Linked DNA regions of Homo sapiens: region 2 is linked to region 1. A link is an interaction called in ENCODE POLR2A ChIA-PET data of the cell type or tissue named here. Cell type or tissue: PC-9. All regions are shown on one strand. Links, peaks and the distances in the headings refer to the core of each region. The heading gives the core; the rest is flanking DNA. Region 1 overlaps DNAJC17 (DnaJ heat shock protein family (Hsp40) member C17). Region 2 overlaps CCDC32 (coiled-coil domain containing 32).

The links. Peaks named below come from ENCODE experiments on the same cell type or tissue, not always from the same donor. Only the 100,000 strongest peaks of a DNase experiment are listed, where the experiment ranks them.
Region 2: POLR2A ChIA-PET joins it to region 1 with 7 read pairs; 5 of 35 experiments call an interaction of 5 or more read pairs at or near these places.

What each region holds. Positions count from the first base shown.
Region 1 is chr15:40,785,851-40,788,758 of GRCh38, forward strand. The region is part of intron 1 of DNAJC17 (DnaJ heat shock protein family (Hsp40) member C17); the gene reads right to left. Among named protein-coding and RNA genes, the nearest start is that of C15orf62, 17 kb to the left of the region's middle. In PC-9, for the core only: no CTCF peak of the experiment used is centred there; a DNase peak (open chromatin) is centred at 1,691; H3K4me3 peaks cover 1,709 bases; H3K27ac peaks cover 2,500 bases.
Region 2 is chr15:40,561,333-40,564,240 of GRCh38, forward strand. CCDC32 (coiled-coil domain containing 32) reads right to left here. Exons shown (of 4, transcript NM_001080792.4): 2 at 1,440-1,695. The coding sequence starts at 1,683. Among named protein-coding and RNA genes, the nearest start is that of CCDC32, 2.3 kb to the right of the region's middle. In PC-9, for the core only: no CTCF peak of the experiment used is centred there; no DNase peak of the experiment used is centred there; H3K4me3 peaks cover 127 bases.

The sequences.
Region 1 (2,908 bases), core at 279-2,778:
TTGAATCAAAACCCAGCTGGCCTAAGAATGTTGGTCAAGTATGTCTGTCTTGATTAACTAGTTATTACTATATTTAACTGTTAAACCTGCCCTGGGCAGGGCCCATCCCTTGGTTTTAGCCTGGAAGACCAGTTTTGACTTTGAACCGGTTGGCCTAGAATTTGGTGCTTTGTACTACAAACTAGATTCCCAGCTTTGTCCAGCCCTCCTGGAGTTGACTGCTGCCTGAAGAATTTCTCACCATGTAAACACAACTCTCCTAAAGCAGGCCTTTGAAAAACCTTCCGGTCTCAATATTGTTTATTATTAAATAATCCTACCTTATGAACAGCTCAAAAGGCTAGATTCAGGGTAAAAATGTACAACAATTATTTTTTATAACTATCACAAAATTGGGAAGGAGAGGAACTTTCAGAAGAACAAGAAATAGAAGGGCCATCCTCTATAATCTTACTCCTTATGATATAGGATAAACAGGACTGCTGAAAGCCAGGTATCCCGGGTTGGAAGCTCCTCCAGAAACTGACTCTGGCCCAGGTCCAGTGGCTCACGCCTGTAATCCCAGCATTTTGGGAAGGTGAGGCGGGAGGATCGCTTGAGCCCAGGAGTTTGAGACCACCCTGGGCAACAGAGCAAGACCCCATCTCTAAAAAGAGAAAGAAAGAAACTGTGTCTGCAGGTGCTGGGATCACTGAGGCAGAGCTGAAGCAGCCACAGCAAGGTGTGGCTTTTCACTTGCAGCTTTTCTTCTTTACCTATAGGTTTCCCCTAAATCCCCTGGTCTCTCTAGCGCTTAGAAACACTTGCATTTCTGAGACTTCACAAAGGATCCAGGTGACAGTTCAAATGTTTCCAACCCAAAGTTCCCCATCCAGATCATGGCTTTTCAGAGGAGAAGCTCTTTCTAAGGCCCAGCCTCAGAAGGACGAAGATCTCAGATAAATGTAAGCTCCGTGAGTACTTCGAACTGCAATTTGCAGAAACTTGGTCTTTCTCCTGATGGCTTTCTAAAAACCTCACTGTCTACCACCCTTTTTCCATCCTAGACTGGTTGAGTTTAATCTGTTTTTGATGTCTCAGGATCATCATCCAGAACATCAACTACTGAATAGTATGACACGTTCTACGGAGAGTGGTGTCAGGCTTTTCATTTGCTTCCCTAGGTGGCGAGGATTTTAAATTCTACTCTTTTAATAGTTTTCCTATTACTTCCTTAGTTGGCCTCTACTAGACTGCCAGATGCCAGCCCTTCCCTAGAAGTGCTGCTCATCTGCTGCTTCTTTTCTGGTATGGTCTAGAGAAACAGATAAGCTGGTTATAACTATACCTTAAATGAGAGCATAAGGGTATAGGAAGGTATGGGGGTTCCCCTTACAAATAAAGTGGATGTACTTAGGAGGCAGGGAGTTCTGCTTCTCCCCAGGGTCCAGAACAGTGAACAGCACCTGGCATTCAGCAGGCACACAATAAATATCTGTTGCATGAATTGGCAAACATTCATTTGTTCTCAACCAAAACACAATCGGAAACCTCAACTATGTCAATTACTTCAGACCCACTGAGGAGCAGAAGGAAGTAGGTGCCATCCAGACCCTAGGAGATCTGACCACTATTTCACAATTTCTCCTCCTCCCTGCTAACACCTCCTCTTAAAAAACCAAGTCTGGGAAAGGGAAGGAATTACTAAAGCAGACTGCCAGGATAACCACAGTGGGAACTAAATGTTACCCCCTCATTGCCCACATCAGACAATGAATAATAAATTGGCAGCCACCCAGCCCTTCCCCGGAAGCTCTATAACCGGTTCTACCACTTTCAGCAACCTGAACCCAGAGCAGGGGAGGAGGGCTGGAAGCTGGGTCTCTAGCCACCTCCACTGGGTTTTGCCGCAAGCACACAGCAGGGCCTCTGACATCCACCTGCCTCCAGTTTCACCTCTTGATGGGGGAAGGAACTCCTGACTCACCCAAAAAAGCTAAGTGCTAAGGGATCCAATAAATACAAAATAGCCATCATTAACTTAAAAGAAAGGTGCCCTACAAAGAAGGGATCATTATTTTTTAAAAGGTTGCTGTCCTTTCTTGTAATAAAGCTTGGAGCCAGGTAAGTAAGTGGTACAAGTAAAGAGGCCGAGGCTGATAGGTTAGACTTAGATAAGGAGGACACAGAGGGAGGCAGCTCTATGTGACAACAAGCACTGAATGGACAAAGCATCCCGGGTAAATCAGCTGGAAACCCACTGCCAGGCCCAGTTCCAGTCACAGGCACAGTGAGTGATAACAGCTGGGGCAGCCACGTCTCCCCAAGCCCGGAGAGGCAGATGCCTCCCCATCCCCTCACTAGCAGGAACCCCAGAGGTATATGACTGCCTGATGTCACACGCAGGAAGCAAACAACAGAGCTCTGGGCACCTGCCTAAAAGTCCCCTCTGGCCAGGCATGGTGGCTGATGCCTGTAATCCTAACACTTTGGTAGGCCAAAGCAAGAGGATCGCCTGAAGCCAGGAGTTCAAGATCAGCATGGGCAACAAAGCGAACCCCACCTCTACAAAAAATTTAAAAATGGGCCGGGCACGGTGGCTCACGCCTGTAATCCCAGCACTTTGGGAGGCCGAGGTGGGTGGATCATGAGGTCAGGAGATCGAGACCATCCTGGCTAACACGGTGAAACCCCGTCTCTACTAAAAATACAAGAAATTAGCCGGGCATGGTGGCGGGCGCCTGTAGTCCCAGCTACTCGGGAGGCTGAGGCAGGAGAATGGCATGAACCCGGGAGGCGGAGCTTGCAGTGAGCCGAGATCATGCCACTGCACTCCAGCCTGGGCCACAGAGCGAGACTCTGTCTCAAAAAAAAAAAAAAAAAATTTTTTTTTAAATGAGCCAGGCATGGTGGCATGCACCTGTAGTCC
Region 2 (2,908 bases), core at 261-2,760, 220 kb before region 1:
CGTGGTGGTGGGCGACTGTAATCCCAGCTACTCAGGAGGCTGAGGCAGCAGAATTGCTTGAACCCGTGAGGCGGAGGTTGCAGTGAGTCGAGATCGTGCCACTGCATTCCAGCCTGGGCAACAGAATGAGACTCCGTCTCAAAAAAAAAAAACAAAACAACAACCAAAAAAAAAACAAAACACAAAGTGGTATACTGGACTTTGGAGATTCAGAAGTGGGGAGGTTTGGAGAGGGGTGAGGGATAAAAAACTACACATTGGGTACAATGTCCACTACTTGGGTGATGGGTGCACTAAAATCTCAGACTTCACCACTATACAATTAATCCATGTAGCCAAAAACCGCTTGTACACCAAAAGCTATTGAAATAAAAAAATTAGGGCCAAGCGCGGTGGCACACGCCTGTAATCCCAGCACTTCAGGAGGCCAAGGTAAGCCTTATTCCCAGGTTTGGCTTTGTGAAACATGGATGAATCTCATGGTTGTTCCACAATAAAAGGATATTACAATTCTAAAGACTGCCCCTCACCGCCCTAGACTGATATTTCTTTTTCCCCTAGCATGGGACAATTTGAATCTCTTTCCTGTGTTTGGAATCTCTCTAGATACTTATACTATGGCCGCAGGACAGGGTACTGAAAATGTGTTCAGGAAATATTTTTAAAATAAAATGGCTAACAAGAGGCAGAATGAATCTTATGTCAATATGCTCCCATTCTCAACAATCAATCTATTTATGTAAGTTTTTCAAACTCCAGCATCAGAAATCCACATGTAGCCCTGGGGCCATCACATTTTCTTGCAGGATGGCATAAGGTTTAACACTTTTGAGTTATTTGAATATACGGGCAACCAACAGTAGGCAAGAGGGTTCTACAGAATGCCAAGAAATCAAACACAGAATTTAGATGAACTGGGCAGAGGCAGGAAGTGACAAAAACTGTTTTAAGAGCTGTTCGGGTAGTCACGGCGGCTCATGCCTGTAATCCCAGCACTTTGGGATGCCGAGGCAGGTGGATCACCTGAGGTCAGGCATTCGAGACCAGCCTAGCCAACATGGTGAAATGAAACCCCATCTCTACTAAAAATACAAAAAATTAGCCGGGCATTGTGCCAGGCGCCTGTAATCCCAGCTACTCGGTAGGCTGAGGCAGGAAAATCGCTTGAACCCGGGAGGTGGAGGTTGCCATGAGCTAAGATCACGCCACTGCACTCCAGCCTGGGCAACAAGAGTGAAAGTCTCAAAAAATTAAAAATAAAAATAAAAAAAGATCTGTTCAAGGAAAAGGGGGCTGCTTCCCAACAGCCGGCTTGAAACATCCCTTGGAATTATATCTGACAGATACGTGTGACAGGAATAACAACAACACAAAAGAATAGGAAACCAAGTTTGATGTAACAGAACTTCAATATGCTTCCCTAGAGCCGTCAAACTTACCTAGAGATGCTAAATACACTTCTGAATCCTGCAAGGGAGCCCAAGGCTTTACAGCTGGCTGGACAGCAAAGTCAGCCACCTCCCTCTGGCCTTCACCTTCAGGGCAAGAATCCACAAAGGAGTCTGAGAATGCATTGTTGGCACCATCTTCTTGTTCAGGATTTGGCAGACAGGAACAAATTTCAGCCCAGAGATCCTGGCCAGATCTTGTGGCTGTAGAGTCAGCGCTCTCAAACATTTTCATTTGGAATCTGAGCTATAAAACAGAAGCTCAAGTGAGTAAGAACTGGCTTTAAGAATACAGCATAAGGTTGAGCACAGTGGCTCACGACTGTAATCCCAACACTTTGGGAAGCCGAGGCAGTCAGATCATTTGAGGCCAGCAGTTCGAGACCAGCCTGGGAAACATGGCAAAATCCCATCTCTACTAAAAATACAAAAATTAGACAGGTGTGGTGGCACATGCCTGTAGTCCCAGCTACTCCGGAGGCTGAGGTAGGAGGATCACCTTAGCCCAGGAGATAGAGGCTGCAGTGAGTGGTGATCACGCCATTGCACTCCAGCCTGGGTGACATTGCGAGGCCCTGTCTCACAAATAAATAAATAAAATAAAAATAAAAATGGAATTCCTACAAGCCATACACAAAAGGCAGATACTGTGATTCCACTTATATAAGGTACCTGAGTAGTCAAATTCATAGATACAGAAAATAGGATGGTGGGAGCTGGGGGCTGGGAGGTAGAAAGAATGGGGAATTACTGTTTAATGGGTACACAGTTTCAGTTTGGGAAAATGAAAAAGTTCTGGAGGTGGATGGTAGTTATGGTTGCACAACAATGTGAACACCACTGAATCATACACACAAAAATAGTTAAAATGGTCAATTTTATGCTACATATATTTTAACACACACACACACACACACACACACACACAAATCTGTAGGGCATTTCCAGGTTGGACAACCAGCCTGCACTTTTCTCCAAAGATCTCCAAAATGCAACAGTTCTATCTCCAGTCAATTAAATTCTGTTTTTTTTTCTTTCTTTCTTTCTTTTTTTTTTTTGAGACAGAGTCTCGCTCTGTCGCCCAGGCTGGAGTGCAGTGGCGCTAACTTGGCTCACTGCAACCTCCGCCTCCCGGGTTCACGCCATTCTCCTGCCTCAGCCTCCCAAATAGCTGGGACTACAGGCACTCGCCACCACGCCCGGCTAATTTTTTGCATTTTTTAGTAAAGACGGGGTTTCACCGTTTAGCCAGGGTGGTCTCGATCTCCTGATCTTGTGATCCGCCCGCCTCGGCCTCCCAAAGTGCTGGGATTACAGGCGTGAGCCACCGCGCCCGGCCCCTAAATTCTGTTTTCAACAGAACACAGACTAAAGGTCTTTCCACAGTTCCATATACATGAAGATCCTGCTTGGTAAAAAGTGTCTGTCAGAGAGTACTGTTACAATGCAAGGGCTGTGTG